Regions from separate parts of the Mus musculus genome. Here region 2 is linked to region 1. The links are chromatin loops, found by intact Hi-C in ENCODE. Cell type or tissue: left cerebral cortex. All regions are shown on one strand. Each heading gives the region's core, and the rest is flanking DNA. Links, peaks and the distances in the headings are about the cores only.

Region 1 (6,269 bases), core at 717-5,716:
AGCCTTGAACATGAGACCCTGTCTAAATGTAAAATAAACTTCACGAGTTAGTAAAGGCTGTACAACATGCAGACTGACCACATTCCCTCACCCTAGAGACACTTCTTATTCTGGGTACAGAAATGCCATGTCCCGGCAACACCCTTTCCACTGGATGGCTCTTCTCCCCATGCACACATAACAGCCAGGCTTGGCAAGGCGGCAGCTCACCACACAGCCATGAAGCAACTGAAACACAAGCTTTCAACACAGACTTCACCAGTGTCTGGAAGGTGGCCCCACGATCTGAACAAATTCACAGCCCCTTTCCAGCACGTACCTCTCCATGGACTGTCACCACAACTGTGAGAAAGAAAACAAAAAATACCAACAAAACATGACTTTCAACAGATTAGCGCAAGTTAGCGACAGAAACATAGATCTACGGTCCCCAAGGCTATACTTCAACTTTTCTCCAAATAGGTATTCTTTTCATTAAGATCTTTTTATCGGTCAATGAAGACTCAGCTCTGACAGAGGAGCTTGGAGGAAGCTTTGGCTGAGCAGAGAAAATTAGCAAATCCAAAAAGGAGTGAAGCTTTCCTGCTTATAAGGCTGCCATCACTGGGAGGAGGGAGATGCCGCTCAGTCTCTGCCTGTAAAGTGGGAAATGCGCATGCGCATCCAGCTATGTAGCAAACTGACCCACCTCCTCTGCAGGCAAAACCAGTCGTCGTTCACTGTCAGCTCATAAAACAGCGGGTAGTCACCTGATGTGCTTGAAAACTGGTCAGCACCTTTATAAGTTTGGACTTTTTCCCTTCCACACACACACCACTGGGTATTTCATTGTGAGTAAGCACACTGAGGCTAAGAGGTAACAGGAAATGAGAGTCAGGAGCTAAACCACAAACTCTGATCTCTCCAAGCCTTCTGTAACCCTGTCTCACCATACACCACTCCACTCCAGGGCTTAGGAGGCCTGTTCTGAGAATCATGTCCCTTCTCCTCCCACAAATCACTTTCTTAGGATACTACCAGAAAAGTTTTATATACAAACTCCTGGGGGCCGATGAGATGGCTCAGCGGGTAAGAGCACTGACTGCTCTCCCAAAGGTCCTGAGTTCAAATCCCAGCAACCACATGGTGGCTCATAACCACTTGTAAGGAGATCTGACCCCCTCTTCTGGTGCATCTGAAGTCAGCTACAGTGTACTTATGTATAATAATAAATAAATCTTTGGACCAGAGTATGCAGGGACTGAGCGAGCAGGGCTGACCAGAGCGAGCAGGGTTGACCTGAATGAGCAGAGGGTCCTAAAAGTTCAATTCCCAACAACCACATGAAGGCTCACAACCATCTGTACAGCTACAATGTACTCACATACATAAAATAAATCAATAAATCATTTTTAGAAAGCCCCCTTTTCTGCAATAGAATGCACCCTAAGTAATTTACGTTTCATTAGCCAGTATTTACTCAAAATAATTGCTTTTTATTTTACTATGAAGTTTTACATTTTAGCTAATACATAAAATATAAAAAGTCTACATATAAAGGGGCACTATTTGATGTTTCAATTCATATATACATGGTATCATGTTTAAATCAGGTTAAACATACCTGTGTCCTCAAACATTCACTATAATCAAATTTTAACATTAGTTTTAGCCCAACATAATTAAAAGGAAACAGCGAATGGCAGTTTTATTATGCATTTGAATGTCAAAGAAAATGCTTTAACTCATTTTGTTGTTGTTTTCTACTGTCTTTAACATGGTAGACAATTGTGAGGTAAACCAGAACACCCATCCAACCAAGACAATGACTCTGTCTTGAATTTCCACTGAAGGGCTCAGAGCCCTGACCCTGTCCCGGAAGCGTCTGGCTCCCAGCCCCCTCGTCCTTCTTCCCAACAGGCTAGGAGGGAATGTGCCCCTCCCTCACCTTTATAGTTGTGCCCGTGGCCATTCGGATTGTTGCATTTCCCAAACACTCTTAAGTTCTCTTCATCGCTCAGAGATGGGCTGACAGGAGAAAGATAGAGGTCAGCCCGAAGTTCAGACGTCCAGAAAACTCTACAATTTCATGTCACTGTAGATGATCAACTGGTTAGATCGCTTGCATATCATGATCCCCGTTTCTATCAAGAACCAACACTCCACTCTCTAATTAAACTAGATTACCACATAAATCATCCAAGACCTTCATCTCAACCCACTTAGTCCACAGTAAGATGTCAACAACTCTGCCCATAGTCAGCACTGTCTCTCCTGCCCTCTCTCTGTCGAGGTCTCCTCTATCCCTGGCTGGCCTCAAACTCACTAGGTAACTTAGCACGACTTCCAACTTCTGACCCTCTTGCCTCCACCTCCCAAGTCCTGAGATCTATGTAAGCAGGCACTGTGTAGTCAAGCACTCTACCTACTGTGCTACATCCCGGCTCCACCTTCCAATTCAACAAGCCCTGAGTATTAGCTATGGGATAAGAGATGAAGCAAGGAGCAGTGATAAGCACGAAGACATACATATCCTCCAGCGGCTTAAAAACGTCATTCCTCCTGACAAATAATGACCTCAGGCTCTTCTTTTCACAATCTTGCCCTCCTCTGCCTCAGCAGTTGCCTAGTGGAAACCTTACCAATGTGTTCCAGGACACTCAAGTCAGGTGAAACTTTAAACTTACTACACATGGCTGTCATTCCAGACAGAAAACAATTAGCTTAATGAATCTGTATCAGTCAACTTATCTGTGCATCCTTACTAACCTTGTGTGTAAGCTTCCTATTATAAAAATCCCTTTTGAGAGGCCGGAAGGATGGCTTAGCAGTTAAGAGTGCTTACTGCTACTGCAGAAGACCAGGGTTCAGGTCCCAGCCCACCCACGTGACAGCTCAGAAGCCTGTAACTCCAGTTTCAAGGAATCCTCTTTTGGCTTCCACAGACTCTTTCGTGCAAGCTGTGCACACAGCACACAAGCACACACAAACACAACTTTTTATTTAAATTCTTTAAACTCTTTCTTATCCCCTTCACTCTCTCCTACTGCGCACTTAGAGCAGTACAGCTCACAAGACTTTTGAAGAAAATTCTCACTGTACCCAACTTGACCACACGGAGGGGTGGGGGTAGAGGGATGACAAGTGTCAGCTGTTCCCTATGACAACCCTGTTGTTAGAAAAGGCCGTTCTCTGATGATGACATGCAGATCCAAAGAGCAAACCTTCAAGTGAGTAACGAAGCTCCCTTTGAAACCAACTCTCAGGTGCGGTCTTGTTTCTCTGGGATTCAATTCCCGACTGTGTTGCTCCTTTGGAAAGTATCAAGGCTGGTTTTACTTTTTTGGTAAAAGGGGGATGAAAACTACCTTGGGTTGCACCCGGTAGCCCATGCTCCTGTCATTGTACCTCTGGATGTGGGCAACCTCTGGAGGGAAACTCTCCAGAGTGGATCCTCCGGGATCGGAGCTATACCGCCCTCTCCCGGGTGAGTGCCGGTAGTGCAGCTCCGCACCTTCACCATTTCCTCTTCGGCCCGCCCCAGCTCGGCTCTAACCCACGCGCGTGGCCACGCCCCCCAGGGACATAGCGGGACAAGACCCGCGCGTGCGGTGACACACGTGGGCACACCCCACCTGTGCAGCCGGTGGCTCGCGCTGAAGGACACGAGGCGCGACAGTCGCGCGCGGCGACGAAGGTCACCCGCCGCGCTCATGGTCTTCGGACCGAAGACTCACAAGCTAGCGGTTCCGGCTTCCGGGACCGAGGCCAGTCCCGCCCCCGCGGCTGCGCAGTGCAAACTCGGCCCTCCCTGCCGAAAGCACTCCTGGGAGTGGTTTCGACTCGCGGCACCCTTCGGCCGACTTGGAGGCAAACACTAGCGCCCCCTGCTGTTCAGTCTTCGCTAGGCAGTCAGAAATACCTGGGGCCAGTGGGTGGGTGAGAAGCCAGAGGCCTGGATTTTTAAATTGCCAGGTTAGTTTGTGTCTTCTTCTTTCGCTTCATTTTTGACAGTCCTGGGTTTGACAAATCCAATGTCTGGGTGCCCTTATCAGATGTTCTCCAGCCCGGTACCACATTGAAAGTGTCCTTAACCAAAAAGAAACCCCAGCTAAGGATGGCAATGCACTGTCATTAGAGTTACCCTGCAGGCTGAAGCTGGGGCATTGATTTTAGGAGTCCCGATCTGTTCTAGGCAACATAGTAAAACACTAGCTTAAGTGGAAAATAAAGGAAAATTTTGACATCTCAATATCCAAGTGAGAGAATGTCATACAAAGAGACTTCCTCAAACCAGAGACAGCCAGAAAACAGATTCACCGTTCAGAGCCCTCAGAAGGAATACGCTGTTCCTGGTTTTAGATTCCTGGCTTTCAGAGTTTTTGAAATGGAAAGGTATTCCAGTGTAATCCCAACCGCTCTTGTGCAACATTTGCTGGTTCTGTGTTTAGATATTTGTCTCAGAAGGTTAGCTTCTATTAAATGTTGTCAGTCAGAGATGGCATATATCAGTGATCCCAGCACTGAGGCTGAAGCAGGAGGGTGACAAGCTCAAGGTCCGTCTCAAAAGGATAAAATCCTATACATAATTCAAATGGACACCTTTGGCAAGGCAGCCCCCACATCACCCATCCATTAATTAAATTTTAAAAACTAAATTAAAAAAAATGTTTACCCAAGTATCTTTGGCTGTCCTGGAACTTGGTCTGTAGACCAGACTGGCTTGGAACTCACCTGCCTCTGCCCCTCTGCCTCACAAATGCTCGGATTAAGGGCCTGCATTACCACCACAGTTAAGACCTTAATCCCAGATGCTTTAAGTATTAGACACATGTACTTCAGAACAACAAAATGGTCCCTGTTATCTGAAAATTCAGTTTAATGGGGGCAGTCCAACAAATAATATGTCAAGTGAAAAATTACCATTTCTGTGTCAGAGAGTAAAAGAAAGCTTCCAAGAGCAAATTAGTCTGAGATGGGTTTTAAGGAGTCCAACAGATGGGTAAATAGAAAATCCCAAGAGGAAAGAGTTTAAGCAAAGGAAATGTGGAAACGTAGCTTGCTTAATGCACAGTGACAAATTCTTGGCTACCTTGGGGTGCATGCAAAACGGAGGAGAGTGTATTGGAAATATTGACTGAAGACCAAGTAGTGGAAGAATTGTAAATGTCTTTCTACATATAACGGAAAAGAGACCCTGCCTTTCCCCTCCCATCTAGTTTTTCTCCAAGAGAAAGGAATTCCCAACTGTTAAAATAACATTTTCAGGCATAATGGAGTCTTGCTTGCCCAGATAAGTGTGGCCTACTCTCTGGTGCTATGCACACAGGAAGGAAAGGAGGAGAAGGAAGAAGAAGAGGAGGAAGAGGAGGAGGAAGAAGAAGAGGAGGAGGAGGAAGAGGAGGAGGAGGAAGCCAATCCTGGCCATCTTACATTCCGTTCTGCATCTTGCTTTCTTGTTGTAGGCTGAGCCAGGAGCAGGCCCTCTCATTCTCCTTTTCCTCTCACTTATGCACTGAGTACCACTGCTGTGTTGAGATAAAGTGAAGGTTCATGTGCAGGAAAGAGATGCATTCAGGTATGCGTGCTTCTCAGAAGTTAGAACCCATCGGGCCTGCATGTCTAGACAAGCTATGTTAAACCTCCATGTTTGATCTGAGGAAATACATGGGGTGCTTTTTCCCCATAGACATCTGCGAACATCCAGAGACTTATCCTCTCAAGGTGACTGGCTTCCGTGCTCCCACATCTGTAATCTTAGCTCTGTCTATGCATCACACTCTGCCTCTCACAAAACCACACACAGGACTTAGCCCTATAAGTTACTGTCACCGTGCAAACCTCTACACAAGACATTTATGTGTAAGGTACACTTCCCTGAAGAGGAAAGGGTTAATGGGATTTAGAATAATCCCTTCAGACATCTGTAGAAGAAACTGACATTCCAGGACAGCATGATCCAGGACTGTGTGGCAAATTAGCCCATGTCCCAAATCACATCTTGGAAGACTTCCAGAAACATGAGCAGACAGAAGGACCCTGGGCAGTTTGGCTGGTCCGAGATTAAATCTCAGCCAAGGGGTAACAGAAAGGAAAAGGAAAAAGGCCTTTGGGGGGTAGGGGAGGCTGCAGTTTACCTGAATGCTGTTAGTAAAATGTGAGACTTAGAAATGTGAAGATTGTGTGGTCTCTTCTGCCACCTGCTGCACAAGTAAAGAAAGAACCTCTTGCTTTCCAGCGGTCTTCTGGAAAATTATCTACCTGGAGATTTGAAATAAATGCCTGCTTTT
Region 2 (6,269 bases), core at 645-5,644, 210 kb before region 1:
AAATCTGCTCTGCAGAAAAAGAACATACCCTGTTGTCATGGAATTTCACTTGCCTACAAGTCCCCTCTCAGGGCTTCCCGTAAGTAGGCTTGTCACTCAGGATTCAAGCACCACCTTATTCTCTGAGGTATTTTAGCTTCAATTAGACTCTGTGTTTACTGTTTTATAACCTCAGGGGGTTAGCTTCCCACAGACGTGTTTAGCTGGAGCACAGGATTTTTCTTTTGTTTTTGTTTTTGTTTTAAATCAAGTTCATTTTTAAAAAGCAAATGAAAATACTCAGACAAAGCTGGGCATGGTGGCTCACACCTGTAATCCCAGGACTCAGGGGGCTGAAGATGGAGGATTGGTTCAAATTTGAGCCTAGCCTGGATTATATATGAGTTGCATGCCAACCTGGTCTAGAGAGTGAGATCCTGCCCAAATCTGACAGACAGACAGACACACACACACAGACACACACACACACACACACACACACACACACACACATCACACTTCAAAAGCCCCCAACAAAGTCAACCCTAAAGCTAAAATTTTAAAAGAAACACAACCCATGTACATTGAATAAATTGCTTCTGTCAGTTTGCCCTTGCATTTGAACTCTGCAGTTAGAATCATTTGGGGCTGTAGACTTCTGACTACTTATTATTTCACCTGAAGATGGACAGCCTCTGGGCCAAGAAGCCTAAGCAGGTTGCTCAAGTATACACACTAAATGTTAAGGCTGGGATTTTAACCCTCCTCCTTAGGAAACAGACCCTCTAGTTTTCTTTTATTTCACCTGAAGCATGGAGGCTCTCATAGGTAGAAACTCAATATGTGATAGTCTTCTGAAAGCCAAAAACCACACCTTTACCTGTTGAATAATTTTAATCCACAGTAGAATGAAATGAAGCAGCCACCTTCCCCAGAAATCATATTTCAAAGTGGTGTGGTAAGTTCTTTCTTACCTTTCTCTTGCCCTTGCTGTTGAGTTGTGATGGACTGCACTTGGTCTTCTTGAAGGTTCTGTCTTTGAATTTGTCTTCCAGAATACCCATACAAAATAGACATAAAGCTTAGTTACAAAAACCCACACCGTAATGGACAGCACCAGTGACTGAAAGGGTCAGGACAAGGACTAAGGAGGCCTCAAGGGCCCACCCCATAGTGAGCAGTCACCATGAACCAAACACAGTGCCACCAGATTGAATTCATGTTCATATAGAGTTGTGGGGGGGGGGGGTTGTTTTTGAAAGCGTATTCAGGCATCCATTACATACTGTGAGTAATAAAAGAGAATAGCTTCCTGAGTGGTTTTGCTCATGAACCTAATTTCTCACAGGCTGTGGAAGGGTCCATTAGTCCTAAAGGTCTCGTCAATCTGTGGAGATAATGGAGTGGCCACCTGGGAACCTTGGTGGGCTTAAGAGTCCAGCTGTATCTTGCCTTGTTACGTTTTAGGGAGTGTATCAGTTATCCTTCCTAATGACTTGGATATCATATATGGGGACCTGTTCCTCATGTTGCTACTTCCTTGAAAATCCAGATGAATGTATAATACTATTTGTTGAGTGACTGCTTTCTGCTCATCTTTGCAGCATCCTTGTGAGCTATATTATCCTTCTTCTTCCAGTGGAGAAACTGAGACAGATAGATGTGGGCATGCATGTGAGCATCCAAGTCTCTTAGGAAGTACCATACTGGACTCTGGATTATTGCACAGCAAGCATCAACTGGCTGGTCTCCCCTGAACTCCTTAAGTTGCTTTCATCAGGTGCTCTGTAAGCAGCATTGAGAACAGTCACTAATACACTCATCTTTGGCAGAGGAAATGAAATGAGTGTGGTGATTAGGAGTCGGCAATTGAGTAAGCCATCAGTAGAGTGTAGATGATCGATAGGCTGCCTGCTAATGCATCCAGCGCTCACAAGCTTGGCTCTGGTGCCCTGGCTCTTCGCATTGCATCCAGCGCATCCCCAGACAAACAGATAGTGCCTGTGGCTGCCCTCCACAGTGAAGGTCCAACCTACCCTGCCTTCCCAGCTGGCACCTCTTGGCTCCTGCCCCATCCCCAATCAAAACCAATTTCCACTGGTTCTGAACACTCATGAGGGAGCAGTGCTAATCTGAAAAAATTAATTCAAGCTAATGCAAATTATATCTTAATATGTTACCCTTACAGGCAACATTTACATTTTTTAAAGTAGCTTCAGTTCCTTAAATCTAAATGACTGAGTGCTATGGGAACAGCAAGCCTCATGGCAGACAGCTAGGGAAGATAGCAAGCAATAGCAGCACCTGTCTGGGGCCCTGGGAGGTCAGTCATGGAAGGTCCCATCTGCTCCTCCTGATCTTCAGATGTCTCTAGAGCCCAGAGGTACCAATGTCAAAGCTTTGGCTAATACCAAGAAATTTCTATATTGAAAAAATACGCTTTAATACATTTGACTATTGCCTCTACTCTAATATATGCAGATGAGATTCTTCTGTGCAATCAAAATAAATCTATGCTGTTGCTTTGCTTAATTTTCTCTCCTGTGCTAGAGAATTGAGTTCCCTGAGGGTGGCAGAAGAGAGAAGAGGAAGCACCTGCCCATCATCAGCCCAGGAGAGCCATGGAGACTGGTAGGCCTGCCCAGTTTGCTGAAGGTCTTCTTGTGAAGCTATGACCAGCAGACAAGAAGGTATCAGACAAAATGGGCTTTAGCCACCCCTTCGCTCCTGAAGAAGTAGAAAGAAAGACAACGATTGTAGAGAGCCCAGCTCCAGAGACCACAAGATGGTTCAGTAGGTAAGGGTGCTTGCTGCCAAGCCTAACAGTTGAGTTAAATCTCAAGGCACCACATGGTGGGAGGAGAGAACTAACCCTAGCAAGCTTTTCTCTGACCTCCCTATGTGTACTTTGGCATATGGGTGCCCACAGACATATGAATGAATGAATGAATGAATGAATGAATGAATGAATGAAAAATAGGGGACCCAGCTACAAAAACCAATTCTCCAGAATCCCATTTCACCAGAGGCTCTGGGGGAGGATAATACTTGAGTCTGTGCAGTCAAGAACCCAATCCTGCTAACAGGAGCCTGAATGTAAAAATGGTAGTTGCCTCCCCACTCACACCTCTTACACCCCCCCCCCCACATACACACACTCACTTTCCACACACATTACTTCTCTAAATTCTGTAAGCTTTCCTTGGTCTGTGAATAAAAAAAAAAAAATCCAATCCACCCTTCTGTTTTTCTCAGGAGCTCCACACTGCCCTCTGATGCCCATTTCTTCCAGAATGGAGAAAAACTGACTCCCTTAGTTCTTTAACTAAAGGAACCAGCAGAAGTCCCTATGAGATTGATCCATCCTACAAGCAGCTTCACCCTTTACTTGTGGGATCCAGGACACACCGTCTGGCTAGACACAAAACCAACAGTCATTAGAACTTGTCTATCTTGGGTATTGTCCTAGTGCCTAGCCTTTCCCTGGGAGAACAAGGCAGAGCTGCCTCTGGCTCTCCACTCGATGTCTATTGCCCGTTTCCCATTCAGAGCCAGTCATCTGTTCCTTCCACAAACACAGAGTTTCCCAGAGTTAATCTTCCCCTAAATGTCTTTATGCTTGTGAAGCTTCATTATAGCCATCTCAACCTTCCAGCAGATGCTACTCTGTGTATATGCAGCTTAAATCACACACATGTGCGCACATGTGCACAAGCACACACACACACCAACCACTCATACTATGCTATTATCTTTCTATCTCTCATTAGTCTAGGGACCCTTTCAGCATGCCTTGTCTACTTTCTATTTCAAATTAGTTTAACACACCCCACAGGTTCCCTCCAGTGCTTGGGTGCTATGAAGGCTGCCTCCCCTGAACACTCCTTGGGGATGTCTGGATTTCCAAGTCTTGCTTTGCAGTGCTCAGACACTCACCTTTTCTTGGACTCCTTTCCTGCTCTCAGAAACTCCCCAAGATGCAATGCAGCACACTGCTCCCTGGAATATAGACACACATTCTTTTCCCACCATGTACAAAATCCAAACTCTCTTTGTCTGGATTCCTAGGGTCACAGGTGAGGCCACAAGTTCAACTGGGGAAGAGATCACATACATCTTGCATTCCCTCCTTTTCCTGGAAATAGAAATTAAAGCATGAACATCTGTTTTTAAGCAGATCAGTCTCCAAGCTGTGAATCACAGAATGTTCTAAGAGCATCTAAACTGCAGCTAAATGTTCAAGGACACCTCAAATAGGTACCCAGGGATGTCTCTTGATCTTTCTTCACTCACAAGGTATCACTCCTGTCTAACAGTGGGGCAAAAGCAGAAGAAAATAAAGCCACACTGACCAGAGAGGCAAGGAGCCATAGAGGCTGATGACCCAGATAAGGTTGGTGGTGATAACCTTAAGGTTGCCTGTGGACAGCCCAAGGGTAGGCTGTCTGCAGCATGAGAAGGCACAGCTACAGTCAGCTACAGCTCATGGAGCTAAGCAATGTCCAGAAACACGGTGATTGGCTCGGATCAAATGTGAAGCCAACACTGGGAAGTCCTAGAGCTTCTGACTTCAGACCCAAAAACTGGTGGGACCTGAAGTGAATGGAGTCTGAGTGTTGTCACAGGAGGGCTCTGGTGACAGTCTGAGACTCCTACCAGGAAGTGTGTTGGGATATGCCATGTGTGAAGAGGGAATGCCTAAACTCACTACCAAATAAAACTTAGTGATTCCCCTAGCATGGATTATTTAACTACAATGATTTTCTAATCAATATACGAGCTACCAATAAAGCTGTAGACATAATCTAATATCACATTTCATTCCATCTGTTACTTACAGAAGAAGAGAATCTTTAAAAATTCTACATAATTTTATGTTCAAATTCTCTTTAACATGTAAAAGATATAAAAAATATGGTATGGGCATATAGGAATTCAGAAAATATACTTCCTCATGTCCCATTCCTTTAAAAAAAAAACTTCAATTATATAAAGCTATATAAAGGAGCTAAGGAGTTGCTGGAATGCTACATATTGACTACTGAGTTCTGCTAAATATAGATCTGTAAAAGTGTCTTTTATCTGTCAGATGTAATTGTCATCTTGGAGGCTTACTGCAGAAGAATAAGTTCAGCTGTTTTAGCTCTTTTTGAATTCTGGCTGGCTGGATAAACTCAGGTGTTCCTGTGCAAACTCCCCTCCAAGCTGACTGATCCAAACTGGCTTCTTCCAGCTTCTGACTAAATTGCTCTGCTTGGCCTTAAACTAACTCTGGCAATATGTCTTCTGGTTCCTTCTCATTCTCTGGCTCATTCTGTCTTTACCTGCAACCTGTCTCTGTAAAAATGGTCCAGTAAAACCTCTCTCTCTCTCTCTCTCTCTTTCTCTCTCTCTCTCTCTCTCTCTCTCTCTCTCTCTCTCTCTCTCTCTCTCCCTCTTTCTCTGTTTCCTGTGATGTTCTCATGAGAATTGGGTATATCCTATCTCTGACTTATTCTGTCATCTTTCTCTGATTCCTCACTTTTTCTGACCCTCAATGAGATGTCACTTTTAAATGTGACTGCTTGTTTCCAAAAACTAACTTACCTACATTGAGATTAAAGGTACTAAGGGTGTGTGTGTGTGTGTGTGTGTGTGTGTGTGTGTGTGTGTGTGAGTGTGTGTGTGTATTCCAGTGAGAGGGATTAAAGATGTGTCATTCGAGTTGGATCACACAGATCTAGAAGGTCTTTGGATGTGATTTCTTGCCAGCGTAGCCATGTTGGTGGATTAAAATTCCTCTACATAGATCTAAACAATTGGTGTAAATGTCATTGCAAACAAATTTAAATGTCAGAGCAAAGACTTGAAAGAGAATCTATATAACATAAGTATAATGTTTTAAAATCAACATCCTTGTTTATACTAAATAAGGTGGTAATTTGGGACAGTAAGAAGAAAACAATGTTGTCTGTGGAAGAAAGTATACTTATGTCAGATTTACTTTCTAATATACCATATGCCCTGGTTACCCTTAACTAACAACTTGACACAGCTTAGAGTCATCCAAGAGAGAAGCCTCAACTAAGCAATTTCCTAGATCAAGTTGGCATGTATCAATGTCTAAGGAGGATTGTCTCAACTATTAGTTGATGTAGAAGGGACCAGCCCACTGTAGGCAGTGTCCTTCCTTAGGAAGGAGGTCCTGGGCTAGTAAAATAAAAAAATTAAAAAGTAAAATAATAATAATAATAATAATAATAATAATAATAATAATAATAATAATAATAAAGAGCTAGGTAAGCATGGCC

Evidence for each region. Peaks named below come from ENCODE experiments on the same cell type or tissue, not always from the same donor. Only the 100,000 strongest peaks of a DNase experiment are listed, where the experiment ranks them.
Region 2: a loop joins it to region 1, with 4 times the contacts of the local background. A loop is called at or near these places in 19 of 42 quality-filtered maps.

What each region holds. Positions count from the first base shown.
Region 1 is chr9:50,524,943-50,531,211 of GRCm38, forward strand. Pts (6-pyruvoyl-tetrahydropterin synthase) reads right to left here and starts at 3,714. Exons shown (of 6, transcript NM_011220.3): 1 at 3,615-3,714; 2 at 1,928-2,007; 3 at 320-342. The coding sequence starts at 3,694. In left cerebral cortex, for the core only: CTCF peaks have their summits at 3,465 (motif pointing left) and 3,856 (motif pointing left); DNase peaks (open chromatin) are centred at 3,505 and 3,781; H3K4me3 peaks cover 821 bases; H3K27ac peaks cover 775 bases.
Region 2 is chr9:50,317,678-50,323,946 of GRCm38, forward strand. No RefSeq gene overlaps it. Among named protein-coding and RNA genes, the nearest start is that of Gm39336, 19 kb to the left of the region's middle. In left cerebral cortex, for the core only: a CTCF peak has its summit at 3,255 (motif pointing left); a DNase peak (open chromatin) is centred at 3,279.